Regions from separate parts of the Homo sapiens genome. Here all the other regions are linked to region 3. The links are chromatin contacts, found by Hi-C or POLR2A ChIA-PET in ENCODE. All regions are on one chromosome and are shown on one strand. The core of a region is the stretch at or near the end of the contact, and the rest is flanking DNA. Distances in the headings are between cores, read along the strand shown. Region 1 holds the start of GIPR (gastric inhibitory polypeptide receptor). Region 2 holds the start of KCNN4 (potassium calcium-activated channel subfamily N member 4). Region 3 holds the start of BCL3 (BCL3 transcription coactivator).

The links. Hi-C counts contacts between places; a loop is a spot of excess contacts on that map. ChIA-PET counts read pairs that join two places held with the same protein, here RNA polymerase II (POLR2A). Pooled maps may share reads with other maps.
Region 1: a loop to region 3 is called in a map with no recorded cell type, with 7 times the contacts of the local background. The contact joins the promoter of GIPR here to the promoter of BCL3 in region 3. A Hi-C loop is called at or near these places in 1 of 37 single-sample maps with no recorded cell type and 1 of 50 pooled maps. POLR2A ChIA-PET finds 5 or more read pairs at or near these places in 3 of 52 experiments (A549, H1 and activated T-cell).
Region 2: a map of naive thymus-derived CD4-positive, alpha-beta T cell shows a loop between it and region 3 (7-fold over the local background). The contact joins the promoter of KCNN4 here to the promoter of BCL3 in region 3. A Hi-C loop is called at or near these places in 1 of 168 maps with a recorded cell type or tissue (naive thymus-derived CD4-positive, alpha-beta T cell), 2 of 37 single-sample maps with no recorded cell type and 6 of 50 pooled maps.

Annotation. Positions count from the first base shown.
Region 1 is chr19:45,666,771-45,669,470 of GRCh38, forward strand. It overlaps GIPR (gastric inhibitory polypeptide receptor), which reads left to right and starts at 1,451. Exons shown (of 14, transcript NM_000164.4): 1 at 1,451-1,528. RefSeq lists a silencer at 1,336-1,495 and an enhancer at 1,876-2,155.
Region 2 is chr19:43,779,553-43,782,252 of GRCh38, forward strand. KCNN4 (potassium calcium-activated channel subfamily N member 4) reads right to left here and starts at 1,421. Exons shown (of 9, transcript NM_002250.3): 1 at 1,151-1,421. The coding sequence starts at 1,309. RefSeq lists enhancers at 1-308, 667-796 and a silencer at 1,403-1,672.
Region 3 is chr19:44,747,390-44,750,089 of GRCh38, forward strand. BCL3 (BCL3 transcription coactivator) reads left to right here and starts at 1,319. Exons shown (of 9, transcript NM_005178.5): 1 at 1,319-1,657. The coding sequence starts at 1,402. RefSeq lists silencers at 1-367, 428-557, 968-1,557.

The DNA.
Region 1 (2,700 bases), core at 201-2,700, 920 kb after region 3:
AGGCCGAGGCAGGAGGATTGCTTGAGGCCAAGAGTTGGAGACCAGCATGGCCAACATGGTGAAACCCCATCTCTACTAAAAATACAAAAATTTTAGCTGGGTGTGGTGGCACACACCTGTAGTCCCAGCTACTCGGGAGGCTGAGGCAGGAGAATCTCCTGAACCCTGGAGGCGGAGGTTGAAGTGAGCCAAGATGGCGCCACTGCACTCCATCCTGGGTGACAGAGTGAGACCCTGTCTCAAAAAAAAAAAAGTTGAAATTATTTTTTAATAAAATGGTGGGGCATGGTGGCTCATGCCCATAGTCCCAGCTAGTCAAGAGGCTGAGTTAAGAGGATCCCTTGAGCCCAGGAAGTGGAGGCTGCAGTGAGCTATAATTGTTCCAGTGCACTCCACTCTCATAAATAAATAAATAAATAAAATGTAAAAAGGATTGTATGGGCCGGGTGTGGTGGCTGTCGCCTGTAATCCCACCACTTTGGAAGGCCAAGACATGTGGAACACCTGAGGTCAGGAGTTTGAGACCAGCCTGGGCAACATGGTGAAACACCGTCTCTACTAAAAATACAAAAATTAGTCGGTTGTGGTGGTGTGTGCCTGGAATCCCAGCTACTTGGGAGGCTGCGGTGGGAGAATTGCTTGAACCCAGGAGGCGGAGGTTGCAGTGAGCTGAGATCATGCTTCTGTACTCCAGCCTCAGCAACAGAGGAAGACTCTGTCTCAAAAAAAAAAAATTCTATGTCTGCGAGTAACCACACAACTGCATACTGCGTATATTTATTTCATGACAATCCTTCCTTGAACCCCTGCTCTTAACGATTTTGGGGACCCAGTGGTGACCCAGATGTCCTGGCTCTACCCTCCTGGGCCACACAGGCTAGCAGGGCAACAGTGTTTGTGATGAAACCCGGTGATTGCGTGAATGTGTGGGTGATTGACAGTGTTGTTGGAACTGTGAGACACTGTGAGCGTTACTGTGTGTGTGCAGGAGTCCATAGCCCTGGGTACATGACTGTGTGTCACAGTGGATGACTGTCCACCTGTGAGTGAGAGACTGTGGCTGTCTGGGTGTGACCATGGGACTGTATGGGTGTGACTGAATGTGTGACTGTGTGAGTAACAGCTTGTGAGGTTCTGTGACTGTGCCTTTCCATGGCTCAGCCTATGGGATTGTGTGTGACACTGCATGTTTGATTGAGTGACTGAGGCTCTGGGAATGAGTGGCGGTGGGGGCGGGTACCTGTGGGTGGGACAGCATGAGAGATTGTACACACTTGGTGCAGGGGTCCTCAGGACGATAAGGACAATTCAGTAACTGCCCTCCCTCATGACCTTGATGACTGCCCCCTGCTCGGCTCTCTGCCCCAGAGCTCCCCGCTTCCGTTCCCTGTCCCGCCTTGGCCCCGCCCCCTCCCATCACCCCGGGCTGCCAGCGCCTGTCACCTCTCCCAGAGCCGAGACAAGGCAGTTGGAGGCAGCGGTGGCAGGGGCTGCAGGAGCAAGTGACCAGGAGCAGGACTGGGGACAGGTGAGGGCTCCCCAATCCCAGCCCATTCTCCCTGCCCCCCCTTGACCTCTCAAGTCTCTGGCACTCTCCCTCTCTGCTTCTCTGCCCTGCCTTTGTCTCTCTGTCTCTGTGCCCACCACCATCTCTGCTCATCTCTGTCTCTTGATGTCTCTGTCTGCGTGTTTCCATCTCTGGTTAGCTGCTAGATAACTTCTCTTTCCCCTGCTCTGTCTCCCTCCACGTCTCTGCCTCTTCTTTGTCTCCTAGCCCACATCTGCGTCTCTTTCTCTGTTTGTTTTTCTCTGGTCTCTGGCTGGGGGTCTCATTCTGTCCCTCCGTCTCTGCGCCTCTCAGTCTTTACATTTCTGTCTCTTGTGTCTGTGACGCCGTTGTCTGTCCTTCTGAGGCTCGACCTGAGATCCTCTCTGCTTCCGTCTTTCTCTACGTGGAGCCGCGGGGGCGCGGGTGAGTGGGTGTCGGGCGTTAGACCGATTTCCAGGCATCTGCACATCTAACCCCGGATCTGTCGCTTCTCTAGTCCCTAAGTATTTGGATGCTGGGAAAGGGTTGTTCCACTTACTCTGGGCTTTATCTACCCCCAGCGGGGAAAGTTTTGTAAGGTCAGGTTCCTATGTGTGCTAGAAAACCCTTTGGGCTTGGAGAGTGGGAGCTCGGATGGGCGTTTCAAGTTCTCCACCAGGCTGTGGGAACTCAGATGGGCGTTTCAAGTACCCCACTAGGGGGTACTGAAAACCTTCAAGTTTTTCAGTTCCCCATAGAAAAGGGGTCTAGGCTGACGGTTTCTACCCCCTCCTCTCCAAGGCGGTCCCCGGGTTCCCAGGAGTCTGTAGGTCCAGACTTCGGTGACACTGACACTTCCGCCCAGCGTAGCTCTAGGGCAACCGCCCGCTCAGCAAACACCCCCCCCTTCCACCTTTGCTGCCCCAACAACAGTCAGGGGAGGCCGGGGAATCACTTAAGGGGCCCCGCCCACCACCGGAGTTCCACCCACTCCGCGTGCCTCTCCCTCCCCCCAGATCATCACGCCTGGGAGTTGCGGGAGCGGGTGCGCTGCCTCGGAGTCCCGCGTGTATACGGCTCCCCAGCCGTCTGCCCCTGTGTGTGAATCCCTGAGGCGGGGTGACGCTGGGGTTGGAGTAGGAGGGCAGAGGTGCTGACCTTGCCCTGGGACC
Region 2 (2,700 bases), core at 171-2,670, 970 kb before region 3:
AGGTCTCCAGCCCCTCCTTTCCTGTTGAGCAAGTCTGTTCTCCCCTCAAGCCACTTATTCCAACCCTTGTCCTTGATCTGCCCCATCACTGGCCTGACCAGGGCTGGAATGTGACGGGAGCCTGCTGAGACCTGCCCTGACCCCACTTTCCCCTTTCTTCCCTACTCACCACTCATCTTCGGAGTCAGCCCCTCTTCCCCAAAAGCAATCAAAACCCCCTTCTCCTTAAGACTCAGGAATCCAGGACCCAGCCCCCTCCTCTCCTGGTACCTAGGAGTCCAGGCCACTGTAAGCCTACCTCTCCACTATTTCCCTGACTAATCAGCATGCAGATTTGGGGAGAAATTGAGCTTGTTAACAGTGGAGACTGGGTTGGGGTTGGTGGGGGGAGGCAGGTCGGGGGAGAGGTTTGTTTCCCATTTCCCATCCCCACCCCCAAGGCAGTTTTTTCTGTCCTTTGCATCTAAGGCACTGGGTAAACATTAGAGGTTAGACAAGGACCAAAGAGCTGCCGCCTACTGGAAGAACTTTGTCTTTCCTCCACTCTCCCTTCACCAAACCTGGGGCTACCTCTCCCCTTATTGGCTCTTGGGGGGCTTGAGTGTCTGATCAGCCACCCTCTGGCCTCCAGGGGTCCTGGACCTCTGGCCGTCTAATGGCAACATCTTCAAAGACTGAAACACTGAAACAAATATTCCCTTCCTTTTGCAGAGAAGGACCCCAGCAACTGTCTCCTGGGAGCACCCAGGAGTCCCAGCCAAAGCCCCTCCTCCCTCAGACCCAAGAGTCTAGGCCCCCAACCTCTCCTCCCTCAGATCCAGGAGTCCTGACCCCCAGCCCCTCCTCCCTCAGACCCAGGAGTCCAGACCCCAGCCCCTCCTCCCTCAGACCCAGGAGTCCTGACCCCCAGCCCCTCCTCCCTCAGACCCAGGAGTCCAGGCCCTCAGTCCCTCCTCCCTCAGACCCAGGAGTCCAAGTCCCCAGTCCCTCCTCCCTCAGACCCAGGAGTCCTGACCCTCAGCCCCTCCTCCCTCAGACCCAGGAGTCCTGACCCCCAGCCCCCCCTCCCTCAGACCCAAGAGTCCTGACCCCCAGCCCCTCCTCCCTCAGACCTAGGAGTCCCAGCTCCCAGCCACCATGCCCCACTCACCGAGCACCCCCCGAACCACAGCATCTCTGCATGCAGCACCATGAGTCCAATGCCAGTTCCTGCCAGCACCAGTGCCCAGCCGGCCAGAGACTTCTCCTGCTCCAGCAAGCGCTTTCGGCGTCTCAAGGCCCCCAGGCCAAGCACCAGATCCCCGCCCATGGCCCCCGGGGTCTTGGGGCTCAGCCAGCTTCCTGCCCAGGGTCCCCCACCTCGCAGCACGCACAGGGCAGCCACTGTGGCTTGCAGGTCGTCAGCCTGCTCTGCTGGCTCTGGGACTTTTGCTCTGAGGCACAGCAGAGCCCTGTGCCCTCTGGGGAGTGGTGACGGCCAGGCAGGGCGGGGAGGGGCAGGGGAGGCCCCAGGGTAGGGGGAGGCTCCCCAGCTCCCCCTTTTGAGAATAAGGAGGGGCTAGGGTGTGTCTTGGGGCAGAGCAAGAAAGAGACGTCCATCCACGTGGATAAAGACACACACAGACACACGATGGGCTTTGTCACACACAATGGTCTGTACTTTGTGACACACACCTCTACTCACCACACCCAGACACCGAAGGACACTCCACAGCCCAAGACGGAGACTAACACACCAGGGCACACAACACAACCTACACAGAGTGACTCACAACTCCCAGCAAGCTCTGAAACCCACAGCCACACCCAGACACCACACACATGGTGTGACACACACCAGCACTTAGCAAGCAGGCAGTATCCCGTGGCACACACAGCCACCCAAACACCGTCCACACACAGGCACAAATATTACACTCAAAGTTGTCACAACTTTCTCTGACACAAAGAGCCACACCCAAACACCACAAATAGGACGATGCACAACTGTGGCCACACAAACACAACATACACCAGGTGTTACACAAACACACAATATATATTAAAGTAGTGACGCCCTGATGCCACACACCACACACCGACACAAACACTGTGCAGTCCCAGTTTCCTAAACACTACACACCCTTGGAACGAAACCCAATACGTGTAGACACACAACATTTAGGGACATACCTATAGTAGCCCCCAATCACCCAGAGCTAGAGAATTGCACATACATTGTGGCGCCTGTTGACTCGAACACAAGTGCTCGCAGTGATGATTCAAAACACGCACTGATTCAGCATGCTCTGATGTGTGGTGCGATTCAAATGTATGGTCAGAGGACAAGCTGAGTGGATGCATGCAGAGACCTACAAGGTACAGCGACACACGGAGAAACCCAAGAAGCACATGCCTGAAGCAAGATGATTCTGGTATATTCTGGCCACACAGGACAACATCCAGGATGATGCCCTGGGGGAAGGGGATGGGGTTGGACCTTCATAGACCCCAGTGCCCAAATGCAACATACGGCTGGGTGCAGTGGCTCATGCCTGTAATCCCAGCAGTTTGGGAGGTTGAGGTGGGAGGATTGCTGGAGCCCAGGGGTTTGAGACCAGCCTGGGCAACATAGCAAGATCCTATCTCTAAAACAAGCAAAAACAAAAAAACAAACGCAACATACACCATCACCTCTGAGCCATGAGCCACACCCAAACA
Region 3 (2,700 bases), core at 69-2,568:
TGGGCAAGTCCGGGGTGCAGCCCCCATGCCCCGCCCCCTGTGTCCCCAAAGCCTCCCTCTCCGCCTCCTGTGACTCAGTGACCCGGACTCAACCCCAGCGGCTGCCCCGCCCCCAGGGAAATCCGGGAAAGCCCCGGACCTTCGGGGCCCCACCCCGGGGCGGGGAGAGGGAGAGGAGGGGAGGAGACGGGGAAGAGTCCCGCCTCCCTCCTCCCTCCCTCCCATCTCCAGCCTGAGTCATGCCCCCAACCCGCCTAGCCTGTTCCCCACCCATCAACCCCTCCTCGAGGTGGGAGGGGAAGTCGGGGGGAAGCCAAACTGCTCCCCGCTCCTGCAGCACCGGCCTCGGTCGCGCTGACTCTGGCCTGGTGTCCGTGTCTCTTGCTATCTCTCTTTCTCTCAAGATCTCTGCGCCTGTCTCCATGTCTCTTTCTCTCTGTGCACCTAGGATTTTCCGAGCACCCACCCCGGTGCCCCGCGGGCCCCGGCTGGGGGCAGGGCCCCCAACGAGTGCAGAGACACAATCAGTGGAGCGCTCCCCACCCTCACCCCACCCCCAGCCCCTTTAGACCCACAGCTGATGAGGCACGTGGAGTGGCAGAGATGGAAGAGGGGAGGGAGAGGAATCGTTCCTGGCCGCCTGCCGAGTGCCAGTCCCTGCCCCGGGTGCGTCTCTTCACTCCCACTAAGGAGGAAACGGCTCAGAGAGGGGAAGTGTTTGGCCAAGGTCACCCAGCGAGTAAGTGGGAACCGAGATTCCAAACCCCGTCCCAGAGATGCCAAGGCCTCCTGAGAGACAGAGAAGCAGACAGCAACTGAGAGGCAGAGAGATGGTGACAGACACAAAGAGACAAAAGAGAGAGACAGAGACGGAACAGAGCACACAGAGACAAACGCGGGGTTGCGGAGAGAAACACCTACTCAGACAGGAGAACCAGAGAGACAGTTACAGACTCAGAGATAGAGATGTTGAGAGATAGGGCCAGAAAGACAAAAACAGAGGCAGAGAGAGCGGCCCTTGGCAGCAGGGGTGGGGACACCCCCCCACCCCCCGACCCCGCCTCCTCTCCCCCCACCCCTCCTTTCCTCTCCCTCCCCCGCCGAGGCCTGGCTGCCCCAGGCGCCGCGGGCCGGGAGGGGGCAAGCGGGGCGCGGCGCGGGCGGGGCGCAGGGCAGGCTGCACCTCAGAGCGGCGGGAGCAGCGGCGGGTCCAGGAAACCCCTGGGGCGTACGGGTGGCCCCGGGGGGGCCGGGGGCGGGGAGGCGGGCGGCCGGCACCGCCCCGGCCGACAAAAGTCCCTTCAGTTCAGCCGGCTGCAGGGGAAGTCCCGGCGCCCGGCGAAACCACCCTCCCGTGCAGCCGAGCCCAGCCGCTCTCCGGCCGCCGTCCCCGGCGGCCCCATGCCCCGATGCCCCGCGGGGGCCATGGACGAGGGGCCCGTGGACCTGCGCACCCGGCCCAAGGCCGCCGGACTCCCGGGCGCCGCGCTGCCGCTCCGCAAGCGCCCGCTGCGCGCGCCCTCCCCGGAGCCCGCCGCTCCCCGCGGCGCTGCGGGCCTTGTCGTCCCCCTGGACCCTCTGCGCGGCGGCTGCGACCTGCCGGCGGTCCCCGGGCCCCCCCACGGCCTGGCCCGGCCGGAGGCGCTTTACTACCCCGGTGAGTGGCCCCCGAGGGTCCGGGCCGGGTGGGATCCACACAGAGCATAGGGTCACCAGAGCCAGGAGGCAGAGCTTGAGGCACAAACCGGTGTCTCTCCAGGGACCTGGGGGACAAGAGGATATAAGCCCAGGTTCCAAGGATATAGATATGAGATCATCGGGGAGCCAGTAAGCTGTGCCTTGGGATCTGGGGATTTGGGGACCCTGGGGGGCAAAGCCCAGGGGCTGAGTGACGTGGGGGGGGGGGGGCCAGGGACAATGCCCAGTGGTACAAATATGGGGGTGTCAGGGAATCAGGGCACAGAGCCTGGTATCCTAGGGGCAAGAAAGTACAAGCTCTTAAGCCAGATGTGTAGCGTTATGAGGAAGCTGAGCTGGGCTGGAGAAACTGGGGTTCCCTGTATCCTGATATTATTAGAATCAAAGGGAGTCAGGGTAACAGAGACTGGGGTTCTAAGGAGACAGATACTGAGGATCTCAGGATGTCACAATCTCAGGAACCAAGATATCTGGAGACATGGGCATTATGAAAACAGAGATGGGGTTCTGAGCACCCCAATATCTGGGATCACAAGGATCCAAGGAAATGAACCAGAGCTCCAGGGACCCAGATACCAGGGGGTCTTGAGGACCCAGGAGAACAGAGACCCGGGTTTCTGGGTACTCAGTTATGTGGGGCCACAAGTGATCAGGGTCCTATTTGAGGTCAAGATCAGGTGGGCAGAAGGGATCAGGGGACTGAGGATCCTAAGATTGGGTAATTCTGAGACTTTGGGTAATTTAGAGGCAGGATGAAAATTTCAGGGGTCTCCAGACAGAAAGCCTCAAGGCCTCAAGGCCTGGTATTGGAGATACGAGGACCTGGAAACTTGGGAGTTCAAGAACAGAGGGCCCACAAGGATCAGCAGATGACGAAGACCACACACTCTTCTCTCCATCCTATCTCCATCCCTGATCTCAAGAAGGGGTGTCCTCTACCACAGCTGTGGCCACGTCACCATCCCCAATTGACCCCCAAAGCTGCAGAGAGCCGTTCTACAG